3 separate regions of the Homo sapiens genome follow, and regions 2 and 3 are each linked to region 1. Evidence: chromatin contacts called from ENCODE Hi-C or POLR2A ChIA-PET data. All regions are on one chromosome and are shown on one strand. The core of a region is the stretch at or near the end of the contact, and the rest is flanking DNA. Distances in the headings are between cores, read along the strand shown.

Region 1 (3,552 bases), core at 433-2,932:
CTTCTGAGGTTAAGATCTTTTACAAAAAGGCATGTAATTTGTAATGGGGATGGATGGTGGTAAGAAAGAAAACGGGGTCATTTACTTAGGCAGAAATAAATAGAAACATAAAAACATAAAATCTCAAGGCCAAAAAGAAACTTAAAAAGATCGATTCCAAAAACTCCTCAATTTCCTGACTAAAGTGATATTCAAAGTAAGTGGCTTCCAAGGCCCTTGTATTGAGTGTCCAAGGCACACAGAACAGATTTCCTTGGTTAATGATTGATCTTTCTACTCTACCATACTATCTCTGCTCTATCAAGGTACATAGGAGTAAAGCTTTTAGTCAATGGTAAGCATTTTAGAATGAATCATACACTGTCACGTTGTAAATTCATTTTGAGTGCTGCTGAATTCTCCTTTCTGCATTCAAGTTAAGTCTGCTGTCAATATACAGAATTTAGCATGCCTAAATGAAAGAAATAAATATAAACATCGTACATTTCCTTGAGGTAAGAAATAGGACTTGAGACCCAACCTTAAGCTGTTAAATGGCCAGGCGCGGTGGCTCATGCCCATAATCCCAGCACTTTGGGAGGCCGAGGTGGGTGGATCACTTGAGGTCTGGAGTTCAAGACCAGCCTGGCCAACATGGCGAAACTCCATCTCTACTAAAAATACAAAAATTAGCAGGGCATGATGGCAGGCACCTATAATCCCAGCTACTCAGGAGGCTGAGGTAGGAGAATTGGTTGAACTTGGGAGGCAGAGGTTGCAGTGAGCCGAGATTGCGCCACTGTACTCCAGACTGGGCGACAGAGAAACACTCCGCCTTTAGAAAAAAAAAAAAAAATTCTAGGGATATGCTCCCTCCTGGTTACATAAAAGAAGAAGGCAGAAAGCAATGTGGCCCAGCTTTGTTTTCTCTCTCACATCAGCTATGGACAGGGCTCCTTAGTGGAGAAGTTTCTGTTTCCATCCAATAACTTGAGAACAAATCCATACCATCTCATTACTTGTAAGAATGATTTAATTGTAAACATATATGATTTTATAGAGATTCTGTTGGTTGCATTTTTTTTTTTAATTATCAATTCTTTTGAATGACACAAACACAGAAATTAGAGGAATTGATCTCCAAGCAGGCCCCAAACTAGCAGCCTCAGTAATGCCTGGAACTTATTCAAAATGTAAATTCTCAGACCTATCCCAGATCTATAGAACCAGAAATTCTGGGAGTGGTACACAATCATCTGTGTTCTAACAAGCCCTCCAGGTGGTTCTGAAGTAGCTAACATCTGAGAGCAACTGAACCAGAACATTCCAAAATGCTACAGTGACGTGTGTTGATGGACTGAAAGTCACGGGACACAGACAGGCACACGATGGTCTCTGGTTCCTAAGAGCTTTCTCTACAGGGGCTCTGAAACTTGTACAAAGCATCAAGCTTATCCAAGTTAGATCACTTTCTGGCAAATATCTATGGCAGACGCTGCCTAAAAGTGAGTCATTTTCCAAAAGTATGGAGGAGTTTTATAAAGACAGAATTTATGACTCAGTTTTCTATTGTTTAAGTGGACAGCTAGTTCTATCCATTACAAATTAGATTTTGCCTGCTTTTCCCCAAAGACAGAAACTGTAACTGAAAATAAAGATGAGAGAAATAGGAAATAGTGACGTAAGTATGCTCTCTGGTCTGTTGTCACTTATGAAAAGCTGGCTAGACCCGTGGAATTGGTACACATAGTCACTGCCCTATTAAAGGGGACCTTCTGTCATTGAGGGCCTGGGTCCAACACTAAATAAGATGGAGATCTGGACAAATAATTATGTTTTCTAGTGTACCTACTGCAGTAAAAGAAACTTAAATCAGATTCTGAAAACATTTCTGTTAGGAAGAAAGGTAAAAAAACAAACAAAAAACCCCCAAACATCAGAATCAATGGATTCTTCAACTTTAAAGAGAGATAAAAACTATAAAACACTGATGAAAGAAGTCAGAGACAATCTAGATAAAAGGAGAGACCTAGGCCGGGCGTGGTGGCACATGCCTGTAATCCCAGTACTTTGGGAGGCTGAGGCGGGTGGAACATGAGGTAAGGAATTTGAGACCAGCCTGGCCAGCATGGTGAAACCTCGCCTCTACTAAAAATACAAAAAATTAGCCGGGCATGGTGGCGTGTGCCTGTAATCCCATCCACTCGGGAGGCTGACGAAGGAAAATCGCTTGAACCTGGGAGGCGGAGTCGGCAGTGAGCCGAGATCGTGCCACTCACTGCACTCCAGCCTGCGTGACAGAGTGAGACTCCGTTTCAAAAAAAAAAAAAAAAAAAAAGAGGAGAGACCTATGATGTTCATGGACTTGAAGATCTAACACAGTTGTCACTTCTCAAAGTGATCTATAGATTTAATGCAATTCCAATCAAAATCCTAGCAGAATTTTTTCAAGGGATAGACAAGCCAATAATAAACTTTATACATGAAAATGGCAAAGGAATTTAAATAGCTAAAATAATTTTGAAAAAACAAAAGTTAGAGTACTCATACTACCCAGTTTTAAGACTTACTATAATGCGCCGGGCGCGGTGGCTCACGCTTGTAATCCCAGCACTTTGGAAGGCTGAGGCGGGCAGATCTCCTGAGGTCGGGAGTTCGAGACCAGCCTGACCAACATGGAGAAACCCCGTCTCTACTAAATATGGTCAACTGGTTTTTGACAAAGGTATAAAGGCAATTCAATGGAGAAGGAGTAGTCTTTTCAACAAGTGGTGCTGAGATAATTAAAAATCCACAGGCAAAAAACCCCCCTTAACTTATACCTTACATCTTATATAAAAATTAACCCGAAATTGTTACAGACCTACATGTAAAACATAAAACTCTTGGGAAAAAAAAACACCCAGGGAATCTCTGTGGCTTTGGATTAGGCAAAGAGTTTTTAGATATGACACCAAAAGCACAAACCATTAATGAAAAAAAAAAAGATAAATTGGACTTTATTGAAATTAAAGACTTTTGCTCTTTGAAAGATTCTGATAAGAGTAAAAAGACAAGCTACACACTAAAAGAAAATACTTGCTTTTTATATATCCAACAAAGAACTTGAATCCAAATATACGAAGAACTCACAGAACTCAACAATAAGAAAGCCGAATTTTAAAGAATGGGCAAAAGAGTTGAGCAGATAGTTTACCAAATGAGCAAATAAAACTTCTATATGAAATGTCAAAGGAGTTTAAATAGCTAAAATAATCAGCCATTAGAAAAATGCAAAACAATAAACTACACTGAGATACTACCACATATCTGTTAGAATGGCTAAAACAAAAAGCTTAATATCAAGTGTGAGGAAGTTGCAGAAAAAAATAGAACTCACATATATTGCTGGCACGAATGCAAAATGGCACGGCCATCCTGGAAAATGGTTTGTTCATTTATTATAAAGTTAACCATACATCTTCCATATGACCCAGTACTGCTAGATACTTATCCCATAGAAATAAAAAACTATATTCACACAAAACTCTGTATACGAATGTCTATGACAGCTCTATTCATAATCAGCAATAA
Region 2 (3,552 bases), core at 484-2,983, 61 kb before region 1:
TGTAATCCCAGCACTTTGGGAGGCCAAGGCAGGCGATCATTTGAGGTCAGGAGTTCGAGACCAGCCTGGTCAACATGGTGAAACCCCATCTCTACTAAAAATACAAAAATTATCTGGGCACGGTGGCACACGCCTGTAATCCCAGCTACTAGGGAGGCTGAGGCAGGAGAATTGCTTGAACCAGGGAGACAGACGTTGCAGTGAGCCACGATTGTGCCACTGCACTCCATCCTGGGCAACAGAGCAAGACTCTGTGTCTCAAAAAAAAAAAAAATTTTCTCTACCATGCTATCCCTAAATTAAGGTACTTAGGCTACCACAAAATATAGGTTTGATGATAACATGAAGTAAAATGTTTATACTAAACTGTTAATTTTCCCCTTTGATGATAAAGAAGTTAGATAGCTATTTCCAATTACATTTTTAATTTCTCCATTGTACAATGTAATATTAATATAAATCTTACAATAAACAAACATCCTGGCTTAAGTAAAAGTTACCACAAGGTGGTGCTGAGAAGTTAGCTTTCTGAACATGGAAGAATCTTTGCTTTTAAATTTAAGTCTGATATTTTCTTAAGCTAATATTGATCAGGTAAAGATCTCATTTGCATATATCAAAAAATCTCATTTACTAAAAAATTAAAAAAAATATTGTATAGTTTCTGTTTGGCCTCAATTTTCAACTTTTTTTCTTTTTTTTTAAATCATTGATGTTGAGGTTTAAACTGTTAGCTTTGGAAAGATCACTTTTCATGGTATGGGCGTTTTACACCTAATCTCTGTGTGGGAGGTGCTTCCCAGCTGATTACTCAAACGGGCAAATGTTTATCAGGAAACTGTGTTTACCCAGTATTCCCATGCTGAAAAGAAACAGCAATAGCAAACTTCCTTCCCAAGCATTTAAATTCAAATGAGGCTGCTTATTACCTGAAGTATATAGGAAATCAAGTCTTAATCTAAAAAACAAAAAAGCCCATCGAATAGAAAAAGTGCCAATCTCATGTAGCTCTTCAACAGTTAATTTATTAAGCACCGTTTGGTACCTAACAGCCAAGTCAAAGGGCTGAGAGCATTCCAAAGGAAGTCATGGAATTAATGTCACCTTTGCTTCTCATGTCTAAGAGAGCACTTTTTGTGAGGTAGCAAGCCTCCTACCACACCAAAAGCTACAGCACACCTGTGCAGCTGAGTGAGGCCAGCAACGGAGGGGTTGCCCAGAGGTAGCTACCGACTCATTGACCCATGTGCTCCTACTTGTACAAATAATATCACTTAAAGTCCAGGAAGCAATAAAGAAAGTTTTAAAAAATACCATTTAGTGTATATCATGAAAGTAGTATATAGTAGTAGTAGTAGTAGTAGTTGTTATCTACTGAACCAAATTTTTCCATCTTAGTCACATACATTACTGCCAATATCACATGGCATTAGTTTTTTCTACCACTTTCAAGATAAAACTAGTGGTATTAGTTTTTTCTATACTTTCAGGATATACACTAAAAGGTACTATCGTAATGAAATGCAAACTTAAAAGGCAGGAGCTAAATTTATTTCAGCTTTCTTGGATCACATTATGTGTAGCTCATTTTGTACTATAACATGTGGAATGAATGTTTGTATATCAAAGCCTCATGGTAGAGCAGAAAGACCACAGGACTAGAATCCAGAAGCGCTGAATCCTGGTCCCAAAACTGGTAAAACCTCAGTGTGTGACTAAGAGCAAGTCACGTAACCCAAGCTTTCAGTTCCCTTATCTGTGAAATGAATGACTTAGACTACAATAACTTCCCAAGGCCCTTCCCCTTCTCAAGTTCCATGATTCTTCATTTAAAACATGTTAAATATAATAGCTGAGAGGCCTGTGCTGAAGTTCAAGTCTGATACCAGTGTTCTTTTAATTTTCTTAGAAGTAGGGAAATAATTGACTTCTTTTGAAGCCATTGGCTGGCTGAATTCATAATAGCACAGGTTCAGTTCTCACATATCCTGGTTTTTACTAACTGTGTGACCTTCGGCAGCCTCTCTGTGCCTCAACTGCCTTGGTGATAAAATGGGAGTAATAATAGTGACCACTGCACAGATATGTTATGAAGATAAAATGAGATTATACCAGTACAGTATTTTGTGCAGTGCCAGGCACATAGTTAAAAGCTCCATTTGTGTTAACCTTTGTTCTTACTATTCTTTGTTAAATAAATGTGTCCTTTGTATACAAACACTTATTGATAACCTATCAAAGTGGTTTTCTTACTTTTTCCAATGCCAAGAATCTCTATTTCACCACAGACTCCATGTTTGAAATAGTTTTATTTACTGAACCAAATTTTTCCATCTTAGTCACATATATCACTGCCAATATCATATCAAAATCCAGGGTTCTATACCTAATTTTCAGCCCCAAACCAAAGGAATCCTGAGGTAGCCTTATCATAGAGAAATTAGTTCAATTAAACCTCCTGAAGAGTTAAATATACAAACTCCAGAGACTTTAACTTGGAATCAATAGCACGTAAGCTGTATGAAGTAACAAGATGTGGTTCATAGTCTCTTAAGAGCTCAGAATTTAGGAAGACAGAAAGGCATAACCACCATACTAATTTAGGACAGAAAGAGGAGGAAAGGGAAAGGAATGGTTCAGAGCACAGAGAGAATTCTGAGCAAGGAAGGACTTGAAAGAAATAAGCAGGTGCAACTGCCTCCCTCACCTTACTTCCAAATACTGCCATCTCCAGATATCCCTTCTGAGAACCTAGGATTAGAGCCTGTCCTTTGAGCTAAGAAACTGTCTTTGGAAATCTTATTTATAAATGCAAATATGTTCACTGTTAGAGATATAATCAATCTGATATAAGGGTTCAATCAGTTTCTTAGGGAAGGAAAAGGTTCTAAGGGAACAGAGTGTTAAGACAAGGAAAGTTATGCATTAATGCCTGAGGAGCAGGTTCAAAGGCCACCTGGTAAGCAAGACAGCCACCTGGCTGTGTGGGAGCTGGCTAGACAAACTCTACTCCACAAAGCTCCCAGAGTACCTGGACGGCTGGTGAACCAGAAGTGGGTCTGCCAGAGCCATGGCATCACCATTGCACCTGAAAACATGGCTGCTGCGACACAGCTACAGTATCAGCAGCGGGAAGAGTAATCCTATCACAGAGGAGAGGCAGACATAGCTTCCGTTTGTGGCTGCCCATGTAGAAGAATCTCAATGGTCAAATGAACTAGACAGCAAGAAAAGCAGAATCCAGTAAGCTAATAAGGTTAAACTTGAAAAATTAATATAAACACATGACTTTTAAGAGGAATCCCTAGAGAGTGGTGGTTCCACATCTCAAAGCAGAAATAATCAGGATAGGACTGGAACATCCTGTTGTGACCACGAGCAAGGATATTTCAAAGAATGTCAGGGACGGTGCTAGAAGGACAAGGAAGTGGGCCAGAAAGAGCTCAGACTGACCAAGCTGAAACAATCTGGTTCATCAAAAAGAAAGAGATATTAATCTTGGTTAAGTCTGAGAAAGGCCACAGGTTCAAAACAATAATCAAGAGAATAATA
Region 3 (3,552 bases), core at 751-3,250, 36 kb before region 1:
GCACTCCAGCCTGGGCGACAGAGCGAGACTCCGTCTCAAAAAGAAAAAAAAAAAGAAAAACAGACAAGAGATTACCAGCCAGGGAGAGGCACTGGGTTGAAGGGAGGGTTCTGCACCAGGAGTCAGCCACATAGTGGTGGTGTGACTGCAAGCAAGTACCCTCACCTCTCTGAGCTTCAGTTTCTCTCCTCTGCTAAAGGAGGGGTGTTGGTGATAAGAATTTGGTGATAAAGTCCTTGCCAGCTCTAACATTCTAACGGCTGTGAAACTGGAAGAACAAGGAACAGGTAAGATGTGATGATGATGAACTTCCTTTTCACATATCATGCATATCATTCACATCTCATGTGGGCCTTGTGTCAAATAAACTGAAGTAAGAATACCATGGACTTGCTAAATTTTGTAAAGAAGAAATCAATAGTAATGCCGCCTTAAAAAAAATATGGCCAAGTTAAGAGCCACTGCTCTAGACCAAGTTTCTAAGCTAAATAAACTAATTAGGGTATTAGGTGATTTCACATTAAAACACAATCTGTTTTCAAATAATTACATTTTCAAATAATTATCTTGGAAAAATGCAAGAAATCATTTTTTACACAAAAATATATGAATGCTTTATAACAACCTGGAAATTGGGGTATATGTGTGAGGGGTAGGGGCTGGGGGTAAACTGACAATTGGTAGCAAGAGTAGGGGGAGATAAGTTGACAATTGGGAGCAAGGGGCAGGAGGCAAAAATAAAAGCTCCCCGAAGTATGATATTTTAGAGTTGGGCTTGTTTTTAAAAAGAGGTAATCACATTTTTGTCTATATTAGGATATATGTGCAGTAGGTTTAAAACACTGATACCAGGCCGGGCATGGTGGCTCATGCCTGTAATCCCAACGCTTTGGGAGGCGCAGGCAGGCGGATCACTTGAGGTCAGGAGTTGAAGACCACCCTGGCCAACATGGTGAAACCCCATCTCTACTAAAGACAAAAATTAGCCAGGCATCGTAATGGGCACCTGCAGTCCCAGCTACTCAGGAGGCTGAGGCAGGAGAATCGCTTGAATCTGAGAGGCGGAGGTTGCAGTGAGCCAAGATCGCACCACTCCACTCCAGCCTGGGCGACAGAGTGAGACTCTGTCTCAAAAAAAATTAAAAATAAATAAATAAATAAAACACTGATAGCAAAAACTTAGGTTAGCTACAACCTATTTAAAATATAGCCATGGCTAATTCTTATGACATTATGAACTGCTCAAAGGCAAAGGCCATTTCTTCTTTCTCTTTATAATCCCTTTGTGCCTGGCAACCTGTTTACACAAAGCAAGTACTTAACATATGGTTATGAAAGATTCTGACTGCTAAAAAGAAAGTTTTCCAAGCATCACAGTTACATCATAAAATATTTTAAGATATTGCCAAAGATTTACAAAATGTTACTTTTTTTAACATTAGGCATCAATGGAGATACCTCTTTTTCTCTGCCTTGAAAGTCAAAAGATGATGCTATTATTATCAATGACAACTAGTGTTTATTGAGCATGATCTTTTGCCAAAATCTGGACTTGATACTTTATGGGGATTATCATGGAATCTTCTCATGATGACCCCATAAGGAAGAGATGCTATCAGAATCACCATTTGCTGATGATTTTCCGGTGTTTTTCTCAGATTCTGTTGATTTTCTGACATGATATCTGAGGTTTTCCAAAGCTCAGAAAAGGCTAAGGCTACCCAGCTCAATAAGCTGACAGGGGCCAGCCTCTGCTCCTCTAATTCCAACTTTTAATTTCTCACAACTCACCAAACTGAATCCTCTAGCCTAGTGTAAAACAAAAGTGATAACAAAACACTGCAGGGCTGCTTCCAGAGTAGCGGTAGAGTTCCACGGCTTGGAGACATAGATGTTGTCACTGTTTCAGTATGAGGTCAGAAGATAGTATATTCACTGTCAGGGTTGAGTAGATTCCTGGGGCTTCATTTGTTCTCTCAGAACTTCCTCTTTGTCACCTACCTTGCAACAGGCAGGGTAAATGGTCCAGGTTTCCCCTTGTAGTGCTGTAGCAGGGCAGAGGCAAGATATAGGAAACTTAGAGCCTATTCAAATGCAGTCACCTCCTCAGGAAGGCCCACAGGCCTAGAGCTCTCAAAGGTCCTTCCAATAAGATACAACTTGGAAACTCCTATCAATCATCAGCCAGTCTAGGAGCAACAAACAAGACTATTCTTCTAGGACAGGTGACAGACTCTGCTGACAGAATAACCAGTCAGACTGGGTACTTAACATTGCTCTAAAGGTATTAAAATCCCTCACAATGAAGCAGGAGCCATGATATGAAACTTCTAAACTTGTGCCCAGTCATCATGCGGGCTGACTAGCCTTTGGATTGATTTTTTAAGTATAAGGAGAAAACTTCAAGCCCAGATAGGGATATAGGAGTTAAGAAGAAATCACGCAGGCAGATAGCAAGGGTATGGGAGTCCTTGGTAAGGTTCTTCTTTTTAATGAAAAGCAGCCCCAAATCATTTTCTATCAAAGAGCAGCCAGCAAGCTGGGAGCTTGCACAGGTGAATGCCAGCGGGAACTAAGGAGTAGACATGTTCAAGATGGCGGCTCCATCTTCCCTTCTCTGCCAGCCACCTGTACTGTAAAGGAGCAGACAAGATGGCCCTAACTGGACAGCCCATTTGCATAAGAAGATTAGGGTGGGGAAACCAGCCTTCCCCGCACTATGTAAATGTCATACCTGATTGAACCAATCTATGAGCTCTAGGTAAATCAGACACTGCCTCTTGAAACCCTACTATAACACTCGAGGCATTCACCACCAGCAGGTCCTTTCTGCTGGGAGACCCCCTCCTTTACAGAGGAAGCTGTTTCTCTCTCTTCTCTTCTACCTATTAACCTTCTGCTCCTAAACTCCTTGTGTATGTGTCCTAAATTTTCCTGGCAGGCGACAACAAACCCCAGGGTATATACCCCAGACAATGTAGCTCCTTCAATACCAGAGTCTGCATTCGTAGCCCCACAGCATCTGTAAGGTGCCAAGTGACTGGGTTGTAACCACAGAAGGTGTGGGGAAATGAGTGTGAGAGGTGCACCACCCCTAAGTGTGGCTCAGGAAAACCTCCCATGGATAAACCTCCTCTCTCTCCTCCCCATCTGCTGGCTGGAGAAGGTAGAAGAACTTCCATCAGACAGGGTCCCTGAATAATTGTGTGGTAAAGAACCCCATGTTTTCAAGGTCATTCTTGTTGGTTAAAAAAAAGAAAAGCAGCAGCAGCTGTTGTGTCTCCTCACCCCCAGCCTACACTACTGAACCTTACAGGAGCAGGAATTAAACTGCTATTGCCAGCCTCGGTTTCAGGGGCTTGCTGATCTGTTACATGAACAAGTGAGTGGTACCTGGCCACACCAATACAAATTTTAAGTGTGACTTGTATGGTATGTTGGGGTCAAACTTCCTGTAACAATCACAATGGAGAGACAGTTGGCCTGATGTTCAGGAAGTCTGGCTCTGTGATCACCAGCTATATGCACTGGAACAGGTCGCTTAATACTCTG

What was found. Hi-C counts contacts between places; a loop is a spot of excess contacts on that map. ChIA-PET counts read pairs that join two places held with the same protein, here RNA polymerase II (POLR2A). Pooled maps may share reads with other maps.
Region 2: a loop to region 1 is called in a map with no recorded cell type, with 8 times the contacts of the local background. The contact joins two enhancer-like sites. A Hi-C loop is called at or near these places in 6 of 37 single-sample maps with no recorded cell type and 10 of 50 pooled maps. POLR2A ChIA-PET finds 5 or more read pairs at or near these places in 7 of 52 experiments (HEK293, MCF 10A, T-cell and 3 more).
Region 3: a loop to region 1 is called in a pooled map, with 3 times the contacts of the local background. The contact joins two enhancer-like sites. A Hi-C loop is called at or near these places in 2 of 168 maps with a recorded cell type or tissue (naive thymus-derived CD4-positive, alpha-beta T cell and tibial artery), 11 of 37 single-sample maps with no recorded cell type and 14 of 50 pooled maps. POLR2A ChIA-PET finds 5 or more read pairs at or near these places in 12 of 52 experiments (CD4-positive, alpha-beta T cell, CD4-positive, alpha-beta memory T cell, GM10248 and 7 more).

The regions. Positions count from the first base shown.
Region 1 is chr5:76,519,466-76,523,017 of GRCh38, reverse strand. The region is part of intron 2 of IQGAP2 (IQ motif containing GTPase activating protein 2); the gene reads right to left. Among named protein-coding and RNA genes, the nearest start is that of F2RL2, 100 kb to the left of the region's middle. Within about 2 kb of position 1,682, at least 5 of the 41 ENCODE cell types and tissues checked have a DNase peak (open chromatin) inside an H3K27ac peak, as active enhancers do.
Region 2 is chr5:76,580,597-76,584,148 of GRCh38, reverse strand. The region is part of intron 5 of IQGAP2 (IQ motif containing GTPase activating protein 2); the gene reads right to left. Among named protein-coding and RNA genes, the nearest start is that of F2RL2, 41 kb to the left of the region's middle. RefSeq lists an enhancer at 1,833-1,922. Within about 2 kb of position 1,733, at least 4 of the 41 ENCODE cell types and tissues checked have a DNase peak (open chromatin) inside an H3K27ac peak, as active enhancers do.
Region 3 is chr5:76,555,404-76,558,955 of GRCh38, reverse strand. All of the region lies in intron 2 of IQGAP2 (IQ motif containing GTPase activating protein 2), which reads right to left. Among named protein-coding and RNA genes, the nearest start is that of F2RL2, 66 kb to the left of the region's middle. RefSeq lists an enhancer at 2,035-2,154 and a silencer at 1,683-2,177. Within about 2 kb of position 2,000, at least 4 of the 41 ENCODE cell types and tissues checked have a DNase peak (open chromatin) inside an H3K27ac peak, as active enhancers do.